4 separate regions of the Homo sapiens genome follow, and all the other regions are linked to region 1. A link is a loop called in an ENCODE intact Hi-C map of the cell type or tissue named here. Cell type or tissue: heart left ventricle. All regions are shown on one strand.

Region 1 (5,000 bases):
CTCCCAGGCCACAACTTTAGGGAATGGTCCGAGGCCTGCTCCCACCTAGGTTTGTATGAGGAGAGGCCCCACGTGCTCTCAAGCTAGCTCTAAGCGGCTGCTCAGTCCAGGAGGGGGCAGGGGAAGACCTTGTTACCTGCCAACCAACAGTGTTGCCAATAGTACCCTCAATTTGTTAGCTGCCACATCTCCCCTCTGCTCCAGAGGCCAACCTTCTAGGTGAAGGGTAATTCCCCTGCCTTGCCACAGTGCTTGCTTCAGGCACCCATGCAGACCTTCCCTCACTGCAGGAACTGGCTCAGCCCAAGTATGTTCAATTCAGGCCAATGAGACTGGGGCAACTGTTCTTTGTTCCTCAGGCTGGAACTGCTACCAGAGTGGAGACTGAGCTCCTGGATCGGGTACATCCTGAAGTCTGCTGCCTTTGGATTGGCATTATGAGAGCTAATAAATCCCCCTTTGAAACCCCCAGAGCTCAGAGGGGCTTTCTAGGCCAGGCATCATCAATGTATTCCATCAATATCAAATTAAATGGGTTTGGATCACACAACACGGGATATGAGCAATGTTTATTTCTTTTTTTTTGAGATGGAGTTTGACTCTTGTCACCAGGCTGGAGTGGTGCGATCTCAGCTCACTGCAACCTCCGTCTCCTGGGTTCAAGCGACTCCATTCTCTTGCCTCAGCTTCCCGAGTAACTGGGATTACAGGCGCCAGCCACTACGCCCAGCTAATTTTTGTATTTTTAGTAGCGACGGGGTTTCACCATGTTGGCCAGGCTGGTCTTAAACTCCTGACCTCAGGTGATCCACCTGCCTCAGCCTCCCAAAGTGCTGGGATTACAGGTTTGAGCCCCCTTGCCTGGCCAATGTTTATTTCTTTAAATGAAATTTAATCTGCTCCCAGCTGCAATTCTACAGAGATGTGGAAATTCTTCTCCTTACCTACCTGGGTGGTAAAATCCTGGGGTTCTCACAAACTCAGAATATTGGAGTAGGGCTCTTGTCCTTTAGCCTGTTCTTGTCACTGCTGAGATGCCTGCCTTCCTGGTCTGAGTGTACCCTGGGACTCAGCCTCCTCATCTGAGGCACCATCTCCTCTGCAGGCCCAAGGAGGATATTGGGAGTTGGGGAAGGAAATATATCTCCCCTGGACATCTAGCTTATCTGTCAGTTTCCACTCCCCAACCCCTTACTGCTCTGCTCACCACCCCACGGACTTGACGCTTTTCTCTCTTTCCTGGGAAGAAGGTGGCTTAATGTACTTTCTTCTTGAGGCTGTCACCAGCAGGCGTTCACTCAGCAAGCCTGTCCTCAAGGTGGAGCCTTCTGTAGCCCACGGAGTCCCGGGACACTGCAGAACCAATCCATCTTGGTCCCTGCCTTGGGTGAAGTCCTGCCTCCATTGGCCCTGATCTTGTTGGATCTGGGCTGCTTCTGATGCTAGAGAAAGGGGAGGAGGGGGTGCTCCCAGGCGCAGCTCTGGGTTTTGGCCCTCTAGGCCGGTCACATCGCCTCTTTGAGCACCTGTGGCTTCATCAGCAGAACAGGGGCAGGCCAGTTCCTACGTCCCTGGACCGTAGTGAGGATGGTGGAGGCGCGTGAAGGGCCAGTGCAACGTTGGCGCTCAAGAATCCTGGCCACTTCCCCAGCCAAACGTACACTCACAGTCGCCACTCAGTCTCGGGGGTTCCCTAGGTGAAGCCACCTGGATGCCGGCAAAGGGTGGGTGTTCCAAATTTCCACATCTGAAGGGGTTCTGGGAGTTTCGAAGGGGTGCGCACCAGGAATGCCTTATGCTAGGCTGTAGGGAAGTGCTAGGACCTGGGCCGGGGTGGCCAGATTTCGCTTATAAAAATGCAGGATGCCCAGTTCAGTTGAATTCCCGATAAGGAGAGGATACATTTTTAGCCTAAGTTTGTCCCCACGCAGTAACTGGGCGTCCTGCCTTTTATCCGGCAATGCTTTTCTGGGCAGACGGGGGCTAGGAAGGGAGAGGGGTGCGGTCGGGGTGCGGAGGCAGGGGGGCCGGGGCCGAGGGGGGCCCGGCCAAGGAAGAGGAGGCGCGCACCGCGGGCCGCACTCTTTATTGGGGCGGCGGGTGTAGGGGGTGGCCCGCAAGCGGGTGGGGCGCGCTCGGCCCGGCTCAGGCGGCCTCCAGGCGGCGCGCGGGCCCGGGTCCTGAGCCTCCCTGCTGCAGCGCCTGCAGCCTGCGCTCGCGGCTCCGCTCCAGCTCCAGCCAGTGCTGCGCCTCTAGCTGCGCCTGCAGGCCGGGGAACGCGTCGGCGCGGGCAGGGACGCCCCCACCGCCTCCCGCGCCCGCCGCTGCGTATCTCCCGGCCGCGGACCGGACCCGATCTCCCCGCCATCCCCGCCCCGGGACGCCGGTCCCTGCGCGCCGCGCCCGCCATCCCCACCCGGCCCCGGCTTTCAGTCGCCCGGGCTCCTCCCACCAATCCGGACTCACCCGGGGCTTGGGGCGCGCGGTCCGCGGCGCCGACACGTGCAGCAAGGCCGCCTGCCTGCTGCGCTCGGCCGCCCTCTCCGAGATCCTGCGCCGCAGCTGCTGCACGCGCTCGTCCTGCGAGGGCGCCGCCGGGGCCGCCGCAAGGGCCTTCTTTTCCTCCCACCTGGCGGGCGACGCGGCGGGCTCAGGAGCAGGCCGGCGGGAGGCCCAGGCCAGACCCAGGATGCCACCCGTGTCCAAGCGACGCGGGGGCAAGGAGCTACGCAGCCGGAGAGGTTCACCGGAATGATTTAGGACAGACAGCGAGGCCCAGGGGCCGCGGCGCGCTCCTAGACAGTACCACCGCTCAGGGGCTGGAGGGGTTGGGGGAGTCTCCAGCACTTCTATCTACCCTTTTGCTCTTTTTTTCTTTTCTTTAATTTTTGTTGTTGTTGTTTGTTTGTTTGTTTGAGGCAGGGTCTCACTCTGTCGCCCAGGCTGGAGTGCAGTGGCGCGATCATGGCTCACTGCAGCCTTGACCTCCCAGGCTCAAGCAATTCTCCTACCTCAGCCTCCCAAAATGCTGGGATTACAGGCGTGAGCCACGGCGCCTAGCAGCTTTTTTTTTTTTAAACTTAACATTTTTTTAAAAAAGTATTACAGGTGTACTAACTATATGCATAACTGGGGTACAAATGTGAAAGCCTCCTTTGACCTCGCACTCTTCTGTCTCTTGCCTGGAGGTACCCCCTGCTAACGCTGTGGTGCTGTGGCCTGCATCTCCACAGGTACCTGCAGACATGGCCCTTGATCCTTCTGATTGTATGTGTTGTTCCCTGCTGGCTTTGGCGTCAGTGGACCTCACAGCCTTAGGATATTTGCATGTGCTGTTCCCTGTCTCCACCACTCTTGTCTGACTGTCCAGGTCGACCCTGGTGAATTTGTGGCCTGGGGCCTAAGTGCATGCCTGAGCCCGCTCTAACTTTTTTAGCAGGAGGTAGACCTTTGGAGGCACCCTAACACCAACCAGGCTGCGTCTGAGCTCTGCCAGGCCGTGGCCAGCAGCTGGAAGTGATGAGCTGTCCAGGTGTGTGCCACCTTGGGGAGCTGGTGGGCAGCCAGCCCGCCCTGTACAGCACCAGCAGCGGTTGCCCTGTGCCTCCTCTGAATTGCAACCAGAGCAGCGGCCCCTCCAAGGACCAACAGTGAAGGGCTCTCTTCCATCAGCAATGATTAGTCCTTCCTTCTGTCCGCCCCGCCATCCACCACACCTAGTCCCACTCAGAAACCGTCTCCGGAGCCCTGTATGCCAGGCTCTGAACGAGGCTCTACTACAACAGCTGGGCCTCCCTGGGAACTAGGCCAGGGCCCAGAGGCCAGCCTGACCCCAGGACCAGGGGACATGCCTGCCCATGTCTGACCTGGCTGCCAGGGGCCAGCCACAAGGGGCTAAAAAACATCACCAGACTGTCCCCCAAACAAGTAAAAAGGCATCTGTATGTGTGTGCATGCAAACGAGCTATCTGCAACCCTCAACTAGATCCTGGTTTAAAAAGAAAAAAAAAGTTACAGCAACAGTCTTTTAAAAATGTTAGCCAGGCTGGGCTCACACCTGTAATCCCAGCATTTTGGGAGGCCAAGGCGGGCAGATCACGAGGTCAGGAGTTCGAGACCATCTTGGCCAACATGGTGAAACCCTGTCTCTGCTAAAATACAAAAAGTTAGCCGGGCGTGGTGGTGTGTGCCTGTAGTCCCAGCTACTTGGGAGGCTGAGGCTTGAACCTGGGAGGCAGAGGTTGCAGTGAGCTGAGATTGCGCCACTGCACTCCAGCCTGGTGACAGAGCAAGACTCTGTCTCAAAAAACAAAAACAAAAACAAAAAACAGTTGGCCAACAGTCTTTGGACACCTGGGGAAATGTGAAAAAAGATGAGATATTTAGGTGATGTTGGGAATTTTTGTTCCATTTTCTATTGGTGTCAGGGTGCTGTGGTTTATGTAGGACGATCTATTTTTTTAGAAGATGTATGCTGAAGTGTTTAAAGTGTCTGATTCCTGCAACTACTTCCTAATGCTTCTGCAGACATAAATAGCTAGCTGGCTACGTGAAGCACATATGGTGAAAGGTTGGACCCATGAGCTGGGTGCAAAAATGACTGCATCTGGGTCATGGCTTCTGAGCCATGGATGCAGAATTTTGCACCATTCCCATGTGCCTGGAAGTCACCTACTACAATAATAGGGGTCAGGGGAGTTACGGCAAGGGAACTTCCTGGGCAGGAGGGTGGTGGTTGTTTCTAGGAGACCCACCCAGGAGGGTGCAAGGCAGGCTTACAGCATGCTCCCTGTCCACCCAGAGGCACCCTCCCCGAGCCCAGTACCAACCTCAAGGCTGCGGATCTCCCCATGGCTGCACGGCACAGCGAGATCTGCTCCACCATGTTCTGCAGTTCCTGGCTCTTGGTGTGCTTGCCCTGAATGATTTGATCCCGCTTTTCTTCCTCCTTGCGCCGCTGATTCTCTTTGAGCAGGGCCAGCCGCTCTCGCAGCTCCACT
Region 2 (5,000 bases), 160 kb before region 1:
GCATTCAAAATGTGAGAAAGAAACCCAAATGAGAATCAACCCATGAAATGGCCATCTCAAATAAGTTGCTTTCATTTGAAACATTTCAAAAAACATAAAAATATGTTATGTTGCCGGACGCAGTGGCTCACGCCTGTAATCCCAGCACTTTGGGAGGTCAAGGCAGGTGGATTATGTTAGAGACCAACCTGACCAACATGGTGAAACCCCATCTCTATTAAAAATACAAAAATTAGCCGGGCACAGTGGTGGGCACCTGTAATCCCAGCTACTCTGGAGGCTGAGACATAAGAACAGCTTGAATGCGGGAGGCAGGGGTTGCAGTGAGCCAAGATCACGCCATTGGACTACAGCCTGGCTGACAGAGCAAGACTCCATCTCAAAAAAAAAAAAAAAAAAAGTTACATCAAACTATAAGGAAGAATAAAAATTATGGCCACCTCAAATTCTGTGTGGTTACTGAGCATAAGGTATCTGCTGAAGAACGGCTGCGGCATCATGAGAAACAGCCACACGGCCAGGCACGCCTCAGCTGTCTTGGCCTCATGAACCACAGGCACATACACAAGCTACCCAACCTCACAGAGCCCCCATTTTTTCACTTCATAAATGGGCTAACTCGGCCTTTCTCCTTGGGTTGATAAAGGCAAGAGTGCTTGTAAAAGTACTCTGCATCATCCCTGGCACAGGGGGACTCAAAAAGGAAGGTATTATTATCAGTCTTCACACAAACAAGTGACAGAAACATTTCTTGTGTAATTATACAGGCAATAGCGTTTCATCAAAATCAGAAAAATTCAAGACGTTTGACCTAGGGGGCTCACTTTTGCCAGTTCATCTGCTGCAGTCTTGACAGGCACCAAAGGCTAAGCAAACCCAGCTGAGCACTGTAAGGAAAGCCCATCCTGAAAGGAGTGGCTCCAAGTGCAGCAGGGAGGGCAGGGGTTTGCATGGGGCCACAACAGGAAAGGGCAGTATGTACCTATCCACGAGCTCCTTCACTCCCTCCTTGTCAGGCACCAGAGACTGGTCCTGGTCATCTGCCAGCGGGGTTCCTGCCTGGCGGTAGATGCAGCGCACCGTGTAGCGCACTTCTGACCAGTAGTTCTGCAGCTGCTGAGGTTCCCGGTCCGCCTCTGCCGAAATTTCTCTGTGAGACAACACAGGAAGGTTAGAAAGTCACCACAATCTGCTGCCCTTCCTCACCTAGCACACTGTCCTCAGAGGACCTCCCAGGCTCTTGCACCTTGCCCAGCTCCCAGGAGCCGGCAATCAGGCTGCTGTCAGTGCAGGGGGGTGATGGCATCCCCAGCACAGCTCCTAGGGTGCACTCTGCGTAAGATCTTAGCCACTGCACAGATGACAGGAGCATCTGTGGCTAATGTCCACAATTAGGGTACCCACATCCCCACTGCTGACCTGGCCTTCACCTCCAAGGTACTTAATGGGCAGCTTTGCCCCCACCCTTTGGCCCCCACTTGGCTACATGCATTCCTTCCTGAGCCAGAGCACAGAGCATTTTTAGATGTGCTCCTGGGCTGGGCATGGTGGCTCATGCCTGTAATCCCAGCACTCTGGGAGGTGAAGACGGGCTAATCGTTTGAGTCCAGGAGTTTGAGACCAGCCTGGGCAACATGGCGAAGCCCCATCTCTATAAAATATACAAAAATTAGCCCGACATGGTGGTGCGCGCCTGTAGTCCCAGATACCGGGACTGAGGTGGGAGGATCACTTGAGCCTGGAAGGCGGAGGTTGTGGTGAGCGGAGATCACGCCACTGCCCTCCGGCCTGGGGGACAGAGCCAGACCCTGTCTCAAAAAAAAAAAAAAAAAAAAAAAAAGATGAGCTCCAGGGCTCTCCCCTCAGCCACTGAGAAGCAGCCAGTCAGGCTCTCCCCCATCGCTCCTCTCATTCACTGAGGCTGCTCTTAGATTCTGATTATTTAAGGACTCCTTCTCTTGTTCTGAGGATGCTTCCTAGTGCCAGTTCCTCAAGAGCAACAGTTTTTGTCTTACTCATATGGTTCTTTCTCTCAATAGCGAAGCAACTGCCTTACTCTTGTTGCTGTCTGTCACATTAGCCCAGTTTCTCCGTCCAGCTCCAATATGCAGGTCTGCATGTCATTGTGGACAGGTGTGAGCAACGTGGCACACACGTCACATACCTGCGCTCACTGCAGGCCTCGCACGAGCATGCGGTGTCTGAAGGCAGCGTCTGTGCACCCAGAGCGAGCCTCCCACCACTGCCGGCCTCTGGCTGGGAGCCACCAAGCGAGGAGTGAAGAAGAAAATCTTGGCTCTGTTTTAAAAAGAGAACAGAATAGACCAGTTATGTTAAAATGTTCACGGCATCAATTTTTTATTAACTGTTCAGGAAAAATGCCTTTTAAAAAACTGTAAAACCTAAACATTGAAAAGAAACTATCTTGGCCAGATACAGTGGCTCACACTTGTAATCTCAGCACTTTGGGAGTCTGAGGTGGGTGGATCGCTGGGCAACATGGTGAAACACCACTGCTACAAGAAATACAAAAAATAGGCCGGGCGTGTTGGTGCCCGCCTGTAGTCCCAGCTACCCAGGAGGCTGAGGTGACAGGATCACTTGAGCCTGGGAAGTTGAGGCTATAGTCAGCCGTGATCATGCCCCACTGCACTCCTGTCTGGGTGACAGAGACATTGTCACACAGACACACACATACATACAAAAAGGAAACAATTCGGCTGGGCATGGCGGTTCACGCCTGTAATCCCACCATTTTGGGAAGCCGAGATGGGAGGACCACTTGAGCCCAGACGTTTGAGACCAGCCTGGGTAACACAGCAAGACCTCATCTCTATATAAATTTTTTTAAAAAGTTTAAAAATTAATTTATATTAAATTTAAAAAGGAACAGTTTTACTCCCACTGTCCTAATCAGCACACACAATGACCACCTCAGTGGGCACCTCTGGAAAGTGATATGCCCACGGTTGCCTGAGACAGCACATGGTAGAAACCTAGTGGCCTCTCTGAGCCTTGCATCAAGCAGCCGGGGCAGAGGCCTCTCCGTCCTGGGGAATCCCATAGCCTGCACTGCCTGCTCTGAGGAACAAGGAGGCTTAAGAAAGAGAACACTTGGCCGGGGGCAGTGGCTCACGCCTATAATCCCAGCACTTTGGGAGGCCGAGGCAGGCGGATCACCTGAGGTCAGGAGTTCAAGACCAGCCTGACCCACACGGTGAAATCCGTCTCTTCTAAATACACAAAAATTAGCCAGGCATGGTGGGGCACGCCTGTAATCTCAACTACTCGGGAGGCTGAGGTTGCAGTGAGCCGAGATCGCGCCACCGCACTCCAGCCTGAGAAACAGACCGAGACTTTGTCTCAAAAAAAAAAAGAGAGAGAGAACATTGGGCAAAGACCTTCCTATGTCCCACGCCAAAAGGATTTCACCAACAACAACTAGAGAACACAACACAACCCTAGGTTCCTCCTCCCGCTCAGTTACCCTTCCATCGGCACCAAGGCTCCTTCTAGAAGAGGCCCTGAGAAGGACTCTGCTCCTTGGGAACAGGGGCTCAGGGCTCAGGTCTCAGAGCTGAGGGTGCCCACAGGGTGATGCAGGGTGCTAGAGAGCCTTCCCCAGGCTCATGACAGGGGCTGCCAGCTCCATAATCATTGCATCCCCCTGACCCCCACAGCATGAGGAAAAGAAATACAGTCACAAGAGAGACTTCCAGAAAGGAATTCACCTAAGTCTTGAGTATTGCACTATTCCCACTCTGGTCCCCACAAGGAAAAGTGTGCTCTCCTCACCAACCCCTCCCCCAGTCAAGCATGAAGCCACTGAGACAAGCCCCCAGAGAGACGGGTGGTGGCCTGTGGCAAGGAGCCTGGGGCTCACCCTGGGCTGGACTTGGCAAGGTCTGTTCAGATGCTTGCACTACCCCAGTCTGCTGCTGAGCCAAGCACAAGGAAACTCCCAAGGGCCTGTGGCAGGTGCTGTGGAGTTGGGTCACACAGACACTGGTGCAGGCCTTGCAGGTAAGACCCTGCAGCAGAAAAGCCTGAGCGTTGCTAAGTGGGCAGAGGATTAAGACAGCAGGGGACCGGCCAGGCGCGGTGGCTCACGCCTGTAATCCCAGCACTTTGGGAGGCCAAGGCGGGCAGATCACGAGGTCAAGAGATCGAGACCCTTCTGGCCAACATGGTGAAACCCTGTCTCTACTAAAAAAGCACAAAAATTAGCTGGGTGTGGTGGCGCTCGCCTGTAGTCCCAGCTACTCGGGAGGCTGAGGCAGGAGAATTGCTTGAACCCGAAGGCAGAGCTTGCAGTGAGCCGAGATCGCGCCACCGCACTCCAGCCTGGTGACAAAGCAAGACTCCGTCTCAAAAAAAAAAGACAGCAGGGGACCCAGCTCAGCTGCCGCCAGCACACAGGAGGGTAAGAGCTTGTGTCATCCTGAAAGAATCCCACCCCAAATAGGTCCTGCTGGGGAAGCAGACCCCAGAATTACACCATGAGGGAAGGGGGGCAGAGTGCGGGACAGCAGTGGTAGGGGGTTGGGGGCAGGCTGGTTGTGTCACACAGTTTCCACTAGACAGTCCAGCACGAAGTCCCTACCAAGGTCTCAGAAGTGCCCAAAGGTCTGAATGTTTTGCTCTGTTCTGAATGTTTGTGCCCCCGCCCGCCCCCGTTCATAAGTTGAAATTTTAACCCCTAAGGTAATGTATCAGGAAGTAGGGCCTTTAGGTGGTGATTAGGTCATGAGGTCGGAGTCTTCGTGAATGGAATTAGTGTCCTTTTATAAAGAAGGCCCCAGAGAGCTGCCACATCCTTCCACCGCACGAGGACAGAGAGAGGGCACCAGCTATGAACCAAAGCTTGGCCCTTCCCAGGCACCAATCTGCCAGCACCTTGATCTTAGACCTTCCAGCCCTCCAGACTATAAGATATAAATGTCCGCTGTTTACAAGCAGCTTAGCCCATGGCATTTTGTTGCAGCAGCCTGAGCATGCTA
Region 3 (5,000 bases), 170 kb before region 1:
TATCATCTCTAAAAAAAGTTTTTGTTTCTAGTTTTGATATTTTTTCAAATCTGAATTATCATTCTTTAGAGTATTAATCCTTAACTCCCAATTTCAAACTTTTACAAAGCTTCTTTAAGCACAGTTAACAAAGTTACTCTATATTCTTTTTTGAAAATTTAAATATCTTTGTTATGTGATTCTGTCTACTGCTTCTGCTGGCTTTTAACTGTGCTGTCATGAACCTTGTGTTTTATGACTTTTTTTACTGTGAGCTGCTCATTTGGGGGGATTTTATCTATTCGAATTCTCTGAGGTCAGATTGAAGGTTTCCAGAGGTGATCTGCATGCTGCCTGACTTTACCAGCAATCCTGGACCACTGTAAAGTAACTTCCAGGCTTGGGCTGTTCATACCACACCAACATTTATTCACACTCCAGCTCATGTGGCAGCTGGCTGACAGCTACCAAGTCTCTGGGAAGCTGTACTCCCTGCATCTCCACCCCAAGGCCACGAGAGCTGCAGATCCCTGCTGTCCCTTTCGGTGCTCGGAGTTTCCACTTCAACCTTACTAGTGTCGTCACTTACAGTCCCAGCATTATGTGCAGACCCCATCCTGGGCTAGGTTGTCTCTTGTCTCCCAGGATCAGAAGAAATACCCACAGCAAATGCTGACTTTCAAGCCCATGTATTTCTCAGGATTCCAGCTTTCAATTGGTTTTTCACCACTACGACTTACTCCCTTTCATGCCATCTCAGCCATACACTTTAAAAGATTTCATCTTTTTTTTGAGACGGAGTTTTGCTCTTGTTGCCCAGGCTGGAGTGCAGCGGCCCCATCTCGGCTCACTGCAACCTCCACCTCCCAGGTTCAAGCAATTCTCCTGCCTCAGCCTCCCAAGTAGCTGGGATTATAGGCGCGTGCCACCACGCCAGGCTAATTTTTTGCATTTTTAGTAGAGACGGGGTTTCATCACGTTGGCCAGGCTGGTCTCTAACTCCTGACCTCAGGTGATCCAACCACCTCGGCCTCCCAAAGTGCTGGGATTATAGCCGTAAGCCACCACGCCTGGCTTATTTTTTTATTATCTAGTAAATTCAGTTGTTTCCCTTGGAGGAAGGAATAGTTAAGGGTATCTAGTCTGCTGGACCCCTAGAAATCAATGTGGGTATTTCTATGTGTAAAGGAAGTGAAAAAAGACACTAATCAAACAGCTTCTGGGTGTATGCATTTTTTTCAAGCCACAAGAAATTATTTCTTTTTTATTTTGTTTTGTTTTGTGTGTGAGACAGAGTCTCGCTCTGTTGCCCAGACTGGAGTGCACTGGCACAATCTTGGCTCAATGCAACCTCTGCCTCCCGGGTTCAAGTGATTCTCCTGCCTCAGCCTCCCGAGTAGCTGGGACTACAGGCGCCCGCCACCATGCCCGGCTAATTTTTGTTATTTTTAGTAGAGACGGGGTTTCATCATATTGGCCAGGCTGGTCTTGAACTCCTGACCTCAGGTGATCTGCCTGCCTCGGCCTCCCAAAGTGCTGGAATTACAGGCGTGAGCCACCGCACCCGGCCTCAAGCCACAAGAAATTATTTCTATGTCAACTGCTAGGAATTTGCTCTAATAAATATGGTTCAAATTAATTTTTGTCAGCTTCATAAAACAGTATCCTACAGTAACTATCTGAGGAGGTGCAGACCTCGCCAGCATTTTCTGGAGAGCAGCAACAGCTGCTGTCTTCACTACCAGAGTCTCTCTGGGCACCAGGTTTAGGTGGGCTGGAGAGCATCCTTCTTAACCTGAGCCAGTGTTCTTGTAGAAGACAGAGGAGGGGCTCTGGATTTGAACCTCTGAAGGGCAGGCAGACTCTCAGGTAGAGACGGGGAGGCTGTGCTGCGAGAGATGCCAGAGGAAGGACGAGGTACCAGAAGGAAGCCTGGTGGCACTACCCAGTGGACTCAGACCTTGAAACAGGATAACTGCCCCCCTGCCCCACCCCCACCCCTCACCCTACCCATTCACCTCGCTACCTCTTCTCAGAATAGATACCTCCCCATGGCTTGGCGCAGTGAAGCTTGAGGAAGTCTGTGAACCCCCTGAAATGACTTACAATTACATGTATGTAATTTTTTCTTTTCTTTTTGAGATAGGATCTCACTCTATTCCCAAGCTGGAGTACACTGGCTCACCACAGCCTCAACCCTGAGCTCAAATGATCCTCTTGCCTCACAGCCTCTTGAGTAGCATGCGTCATCACGCCTGGTTAATTTAATTTTAAATTTTTTTGGTATAGGTGGGGTCTCCCCATGTTGCCTAGGCTAGTCTCAAGCTCCTGGGCTCAAGTGATCCTCCCACTTTGGCTTCCCAAAGTGCGAGGATTACAGGTATGAGCCACCACACCCGGGCTGTATGTAAATTTTTCTAAGAGGGTCCATCAACTTGAGAATCAGATAAAGACCAAGGCCAATGCTTACTGTATTTGTTTCAAAATGTAGGTTTACCACTAAGAAAGCACCCAAAACTGATGCTCAGCCCTCTCGCCATGTGATGCCCTGTACCACCTTTGGACTCTGTTCAGAGTCCAAGTCCCCACCTGCAAGAAAGCTCTCACCAGATGTGGCCCCTCAAACTTAGACTTCTCAGCCTTCCTAACCATGAGAAATAAATTCCTTTTCTTTATTAAAAGAAAGAAAGCACCCAAAACTAGCACCCAAATACAGTTAAGTATTATTTAATAATAAAGTTTAAGTGATGAAAAACTCCATAGACTATTAGTAACAGTCAAGGAAGCTTTGAGGGCTTGTCTCTGGTCTCCTTCCAAAGCGTGGGGGCACTGAGGCTGTTGAGGATTGACCGCAGCCTACTTGTAACCATATTTCTATACCATGCTCCTTCCACCCAATGTAGTGATTCCTCTTTTGAGGCAACCGGACCCATCTGTGTGTCTCTTTTGTTAGGACTGTCAGATCCCCATTGGCAAGGATGGTGATAGGGCCTGTCTTGAGACTGCAAGCAGATCCTTAACTCAGTGCTGGCTTGCTGAGTGCATGCATGCCTGCATGAATGAATGAACGCCACTGGGCGGTAAACAAGCTGTTCTCTACAGCCTTCATGCTCTTCATGGGCATTTCACCTAATACCAGCTCTGTCTACAGCAACGAAAGAATGAACAACCTAAGTAAGACACCGGAGATTTCTCTGTCTCCTTATAAAGGCACACATCAGTGCTCCCCTCACACTGCCCCCATGCCTCGTTCCCTGGGCCTCAAGGTCCTCCAAACAGTACTACCATGAGGTGTCACCTGCTTATCAATCCACCCAATGCTTTTATCCAGTGGCAAAGTCCAGAGGAAAGACAAAGAGGAGAGGAAACAGGTCCTCTCCCGTAGAGAAGAGGGGCCTATCACAGTGTGTGGGGGTGTGACAGCGAGGTCGGCACACATGCGTGAGAAGCTTCCTCTTGCCACATGCTTCTCTTCAGCTCATCCAAACAGAAAGAAAAACACGTTTTCTCTCTTACCAGAGTGCCAAGGAAGGTGCTGATGGAGCGTGCGGCCTGGCAGAGGGCGCCGTACTCCTCAAGCAGGAGGGAGATGAACTGGTGCGCTTGCGGCGGGCCCTGCAGGCCAGATGGTGCCTTCACCTTGGCCGCAGCCGACAGCTGCCGGAGCAGGCGGACCTTCATCTCCAGCACATACTCTCGAGCTTGCTGTTCCAGACGCTGGTACAGCTGGTAGGGGTCCCTCTCGCAGAGCCTGCACAGAGAAGAGGGTCACCAGGGCCTGCCCACCAGGGCCCATGGGTGCTCTGATGTCAGTGAGCATCTTTTCTGAAGCCCTTCCACAGGTGGCCACCTCTAGATGACCACACAGTCACCTTCCTCATAACCACCTGTGAGAAGCACAATCACCCCACCTAATGGATGGGGAATCCGGGGCACAGAGTGTCACTAGGGAACAGCAAGTGACATTTATTGAGCTTTCTCTGTACAGCACTGTCCGTGCACGTGCACTAATTCAGTTCGCTGTGTGTGGGTTCAGTGCCTGCTTTACAGAGGGGACATTTTGGCCCACACAGGTTGGGTGACTTGCGTAAACTCACACAGCTGGAAGAGCACGCTACCACTTCTCAGCAGCTGGCCCCAGACAACATGCTCAGACACGAGGCTGGGGACAACTCTTTTAAAGGCTTATATGTTAACAAGTAAAAAGCACTGATCCCAGGAGAGGTGCCACCTGGCTGCAGATCTGCGGCAGCCTGCTCTTTCCTTCTTTCTAGAAGTTCAGTGTACAATCCAAATGGGTTTGTATTAGGCTTATCAAAAGAGGAAACTTTAGACACAGTTTATCTTTTTTTTTTAACAATTATCCCACCAAAAAAGCAATAAAGGTGTGTAAAATAAAATTTGTAGGCTGAAGAGTAGGAAAAAAAAAATACATGCAACATGACTAAGCCACAAATGCAATGAGCATTTTCATGAATTTCAGGCCAAACTTTGGGATAATCCATTATTTTTGACACAAATGTGTATGATAATCCACATTTTTTTTTTTTTTTTGAGATGGAGTCTCACTCTGTCGCCCAGGCTGGAGTGCAATGGTGTGATCTCGGCTCACTGCAAGCTCCACCTCCTGGGTTCACACAGTTCTCCTGCCTCAGCCTCCCGAATAGCTGGGACTACAGGTGCCCGCCACCACGCCCGGCTAATTTTTTGTATTTTTAGTAGAGACGGGGTTTCACCATGTTAGCCAGGATGGTCCCGATCTCCTGACCTTGTGATCCGCCCGCCTTGGCCTCTCAAAGTACTGGGACTTACAGGCGTGAGCCACCGCACCCGGCCGATAATGCACATTTTAAAACGTATTCTACAGTACTGGCATTGCTATGGTTAAATTTAATTGTATTTTAATCCAGGAGCCTCTAGATGGAAACCTAAAACCACTGATGTAATAATAAAAATTCGTCCATAACCCATCACCAGGAGAAACCAGTTTGAGTTCATCACTCTAACAGAAATGAGTTGTA
Region 4 (5,000 bases), 240 kb after region 1:
TCTTGATTGAAATACCACAGGGAGCCAAGAAAAAAAAAATCTTGAGTATCGGACCAGTTTGGGCAACATGGCGAAACCCATGTGAATGCAAAATAACAGGCAGGTCTCAATTTAGAAAGTTTATTTTGCCTAGGTTAAGGACATGCCTATGACACAGCCTTAGGAAGTCCTGAGACGTGCCCAAGGTGGCTGGGGGTAGTTTGCTTTTAAACATTTTAGGAAGACATGAAACCTCAATATGTGTAAGATGTAATTGGTTCGGTCTGGTAAGGCGGGACAACTCGAAGAGGGGGCTTCCAGGTTAGAATTAGATAAGAGGGGCCAGGTGCGATAGCTCACCCCTGTAATCCCAGTATTTTGGGAGGCTGAGGCGGGTGGATCCCTTGAGGTCAGGAGTTCAAGACCAGACTGGCCAACGTGGTGGAACCCTGTCTCTACTAAAAATCGAATATTAGCCGAGCATGGTGGCAGGTGCCTGTAATCCCAGCTGCTCGGGAGGATGAGGCAGGAGAATCCCTTGAACCAGGAAGTGGAGGTTGCAGTGAGCCAAGATCACACCACTGCACTCCAGCCTGAAGGATAGGATGAGACTCTGTTTCAAAAACAAACAAAAAGTAGGTAAGAGACAAAAGGTTGCATTCTTTTGAGTCCTTGATCAGCCTTCCACTGAATACACAATTTAGTGAATCTGTATTTTTACATAAACAGTGGGGAGGGGAAGCAATCAGATCCCCATTTGTCTCAGGTGAACCTCAGAGGCATAGAATTTGACTTTGAATAGAATGGGAGGCAGGTTTGCCCTAAGCAGTTCCCACCTTGACTTTTCCCTTTAGCTTAGTGACTTGGGATTCCCAAGATTTTATTTTCCTTTCACAGTTATCTCTGCAAAAAATTAGTGGGGCATGATGGCACGGAATCCCAGCTATTTGGATGGCTGAGGAAGGGGGACTGTTGCTTGAGCTTGGGAGGTGGAGGTTGCAGGGAGCTGAGATTGTGCCACTGCACTCCAGCCTGGGTAACAGAGTGAGACCCTGTTTCAAAAATAATAATAATAAATTTTATTTAAAAAATAAATCTTGAGTATCAGATACCTCTGAGACCTGCAGAAATGGCCCCACCCTGAGCGCTTCCCCCCACCTTTGCTGGAGAACAATGGAGAGCTTCTGTCTTGAAAAATAAGACATGCTCCGTCATTATGTAATAATACTTCAGGAGAAGTTTTTGGGATGGGGAGGGAGAAACAGAAAAAACAAACAAAGTTCATAATTCCCCAGATCTTTTTGTATAGTTATACACATGCATACGTATGTCATTTCATAAGAAATTGTGAAAAGATTCATAAATGTTTTGTTCAGGCTTTTTCTTTTTTGCGGCCCCCTCCTCCTCTCCTGGTCATTAAGTCACAAAATAACCCTGTCGAAAAGTACTGGGCCTGTTACAGTCCAGTCAAGGGACAGAAACCGTAGAGTAATTTGAACAGGGAATGTTTAAGGCATTACTAACTAGCAGGAGTAGCTACCAGGAATAGCTTTAGAGAAAACTCTAAAGAATCCAGCAAGAGCAGACAGGGAGCAGCCTCCCCTGCTAGGGCTGAAGTGGGGTGCCGAAGGAAGGGACAAATTTAGCAGGGTCTCTCCCCTCAAGGCCGAGATTCAGACTGTCAGAGGTTGTGGATGTAGCCCACTGGGTGGCCAAGAAGTTGGCTGAAGTGCCAGTCAGTCTGGCAAGTGGGAACCCACCTATGGGGTATCACTAAACTCACTGAGAAGTTGGTAGGGGTGCTTGTGAAACTCAGTAGGAAGCTGCCCACGGGGATTGACTGAAACTTGCTGGAGGGCTGGCTAGAATGTCTGCAGAAGTAGCTGGGAAGTGGCCAGTGGGGCTGCTCATGGGTGTCTAGTACACTGGTTAAGAGCTGCAGGAGCAAGAAGAAAGGAAAGCAAAGCAAAGCACAGCAGAGGCCTCATCTCTGACAGCGTCCCTCTAGCACCCTCTGCTGACGGAGCTTAACATCGTGCCAGGTGGCAAAGGAGGTGTATTTTCTGTAGGGCGTGGGGTGCAACGAGGGGTGAATTTGTAGCTGAGAGGCGAATTTGTAGCTGGGAGACAGTATGTTGATAACTGGCACAGGGACGAAAGAGATTCTACTCCAAAGGAACTGCAGGACCTAACTGGCCATATACAAGCAGGCCTGGGAGAGTACCTATGGTGGGCTGGGTCTGAGGGTGCTGGATCAAGGCAGGTGGAACTAAGGTTGGATAAGGGAGAGTTTATTTATGCGGGATCACTTCAGAGACACTGGATTTGACAACCCGATGAAGATTCCAAGAGGTGGTGCCAACATACTGCTAGGATGGCTTTTAGTTCCTTGTAGGAGAGGGTTCATACTAAGTGAAGGAGAAAGATTAGAACTGCCAGGGCAGATGGTAAAAGAAGGCATGAAAAGCCAGGAGAGGTGGACATGCTAGAATGGCCATATTGTGGAGGGCTGGGAAACTCAGCAGGTAACATTGTTCTGCAGAAGGGCGCTCTGGATGCTCTATTTACCGAAGCAATAATGAAAGCTGATGAGGGAGTGGGGAGCATCGGCTTCACTGAGAATCTCAGTGGTGTCTGCTATAGACCAGGGCTGATAATAGGAGATGCCTCCTGATAACAGTCAGGGAGATAGGATCCTGACATAGAGGCCAGGTGGTGCTGCCTGTCAGAAGCAGGGTAGATACAGTTCTCGTAAAGTGACTTCAGACCTGGAACCAACTGACTGAAGGAGAGGCCAGGTCCCCAGGAGGAAGGATTATGCAACACCATAGTGAGTGTATATGGCAGTTATTTTTCCTGTCTTTCCGCCAGGGAAACCTGTGGCCATTTACTCTGGGAACTTATACAAGGGGGAAAGGGATACTGAAACATTCATATGATATTGATACCTGGAGACCTAAAGTATCATCATGGTTTCTCCGTCAGAGGCGCAAGGACTCAAGCAATAAATGGAACCTTGGCCCAGATTACACTATAATGGGAGGGCTCACTCCGAAGCCATTTTCCAAGTCCCCACATGTTATTTGGAATGAACAGACTGTTGGAAGAACCCTCAGGTACTGGCTCCTTGGCCTGAGGATGAGAGCTCTCCTAGTGAGTAAGCTCAAGTGGATGACGCTGAAACTGCCTTCCCAGCAAAGATAGTGAATTAGTATAGCAATATGGCAACCTAGGAGAAATGGCAGAAGTTAGTGCCATCCTTAAACCCCTACAGGATTCAGGGCACAGGGTGGTCCCTGTCATATGTTCATTTAATTCACCAGGTAGGTGCTCACAGAAGTCAGATCCTGGAGAATAACAATTGACACCACAAATAGTTGTGACCAAGTTATAGCCCTAATGACAGCTGGTGGGCTGGATGTGGCATATGCAATTAACAAGGCCTCAGGTATATGAAATGCAATTATTGATTTGGTGAACACATTCTTTTCCATCCCTGCAGAAATATTCACTCTGAATGGACAATATAAATTTGCACCTTGCCCCAGTGCTATGTTATCCCGCCACCCACTGTTTTGATGACATCATGCCAATCAGCATAAGCAAGAAATGGCAAGTTTGTTAGCTGTCTTGCTGTCCAAAACATGGGAGATAAGCACACAGATATTCTGGGGCCCACCACAACCATGAAGTTTTTGGAAGTTCAGTGGTCTGAGGATAGGTAGGATATCCCCTTGCAAGTAAAGGACAAATTAGTGCCTTTTTTTTTTTAAGGCAGTTTCACCCTTGTTGCCCAGGCTGGAGTGCAATGGCACAATCTCAGCTCACCACAACCTCCGCCTTCCAGGTTCAAGCGATTCTCCTGCCTCAGCCTCCCAAGTAGCTGGGATCACAGGGATGCGCCACCATGCCTGGCTAATTTTTTTTTTTTTTTTTTGTATTTTTAGTAGAGACGGGCTTTCTCCATGTTGGTCAGGGTGGTCTCGAACTCCCGACCTTAGATGATCCGCCTGCCTTGGCCTCCCAAAGTGCTGGGATTACAGGCATGAGCCACCACGCCTGGCCACCTTTTTTTATTTTTTATTTTTCCCCAAGAGACTGGGTCTTACTGTGTTGCTCAGGCTGGCCTCAAACTCTTGGGGTCAAAGTGATCTGCTTCAGTCTCCCGAGTAGCTGGGACTACAAGTGCACACCTGGCTAAATTACTGCATTTTTAAGAATGAAGCATTAAGAATGAAGATGTTAACTGGTCGAGTCATCCTGCAACGTGGTTAACCACATAACCATTAAGAGTGAACCATAACACCTGATAGGCATCTCTGGGTTTAGGGAGTGGAGGCAGCATATTCCACATTGGGAATACTGCATAGGAAAGCATCCTGTAAGAGGCCTAGGCTGTGAAGCAAGTGGCTCAGCTACTTGGACTTCCAACCCAACAGACCTTGTGATGTTAGAGGTATCTGTAGTGGGGAAAGATGCCATGTGAAGCTTAAGGCAAAGCCCCAACAGAAGAATCTCAATGCAGACTCCTAGAACTCTGGAGCAAGGCAATGCTATCTGCAGAAACAAATTATAAATTTTTCAAAAACAAAACTGTCATGCTACTGGGCCCTGGTAGAGATGGAGCGTGAGGCCATGGTGACATCAAGTGACCATGAGCCAGAACTGCCAGCATGAGCTGGTTCTGTCAGACCCACTGAGAGGTGGGCATGCAGCTGTCCATTGCAAGTTGGAAGTGGCTCATTTAGTACTAGGTACAAGCAGGCACAACCAAGCTTTTCATGTGGCCCAGAACCCATGACATCATTGGTGCTGGCACTGGTACTTCTGACGGGGGCAGCCTTAAGACCAGCTGATGGAGGCAGGAAAAGTTAGAGCTTGGTTCATGGTGGGTGGGCTCTGAACAGCCTGATTTAGGCAGCCCTGGAAGACAGTGCTCAAGGGAAACCCAATGGGTAGAACGTTGGGTGGTGCCCCTTGACTATCTACTTTGTGTGGAAGGAGAAGTGGCCCCAGTGTTA

What was found. Hi-C counts contacts between places; a loop is a spot of excess contacts. Peaks named below come from ENCODE experiments on the same cell type or tissue, not always from the same donor. Only the 100,000 strongest peaks of a DNase experiment are listed, where the experiment ranks them.
Region 2: a loop joins it to region 1, with 2.4 times the contacts of the local background. A loop is called at or near these places in 2 of 110 quality-filtered maps.
Region 3: a loop joins it to region 1, with 3 times the contacts of the local background. A loop is called at or near these places in 2 of 110 quality-filtered maps.
Region 4: it touches region 1 in a loop (3-fold over the local background); 62 of 110 quality-filtered maps call a loop at or near these places.

What each region holds. Positions count from the first base shown.
Region 1 is chr4:2,460,072-2,465,071 of GRCh38, reverse strand. It overlaps CFAP99 (cilia and flagella associated protein 99), which reads right to left. Exons shown (of 16, transcript NM_001193282.4): 14 at 4,830-5,000; 15 at 2,467-2,629; 16 at 2,070-2,262. The coding sequence ends at 2,146. It overlaps LOC105374353 (a long non-coding RNA gene), which reads right to left and starts at 2,068. Exons shown (of 2, transcript XR_007057992.1): 1 at 949-2,068. LOC107986250 (a long non-coding RNA gene) reads left to right here. Exons shown (of 2, transcript XR_001741551.3): 2 at 360-550. RefSeq lists an enhancer at 1,125-1,624 and a silencer at 2,042-2,661. In heart left ventricle, CTCF peaks have their summits at 1,966 and 2,165 (motif pointing right); DNase peaks (open chromatin) are centred at 2,191, 2,498 and 3,571; H3K4me3 peaks cover 1,191 bases.
Region 2 is chr4:2,622,560-2,627,559 of GRCh38, reverse strand. It overlaps FAM193A (family with sequence similarity 193 member A), which reads right to left. Exons shown (of 21, transcript NM_001366318.2): 3 at 2,165-2,298; 4 at 983-1,150. Among named protein-coding and RNA genes, the nearest start is that of FAM193A, 88 kb to the right of the region's middle. RefSeq lists an enhancer at 3,052-3,846. In heart left ventricle, no CTCF peak of the experiment used is centred here; no DNase peak of the experiment used is centred here.
Region 3 is chr4:2,629,665-2,634,664 of GRCh38, reverse strand. It overlaps FAM193A (family with sequence similarity 193 member A), which reads right to left. Exons shown (of 21, transcript NM_001366318.2): 5 at 3,496-3,730. Among named protein-coding and RNA genes, the nearest start is that of FAM193A, 96 kb to the right of the region's middle. RefSeq lists enhancers at 3,172-3,671, 3,672-4,173. In heart left ventricle, no CTCF peak of the experiment used is centred here; no DNase peak of the experiment used is centred here.
Region 4 is chr4:2,217,194-2,222,193 of GRCh38, reverse strand. The region is part of intron 3 of POLN (DNA polymerase nu); the gene reads left to right. Among named protein-coding and RNA genes, the nearest start is that of HAUS3, 22 kb to the left of the region's middle. RefSeq lists an enhancer at 109-1,033 and a silencer at 1,975-2,064. In heart left ventricle, CTCF peaks have their summits at 1,801 and 2,000 (motif pointing left); a DNase peak (open chromatin) is centred at 1,993.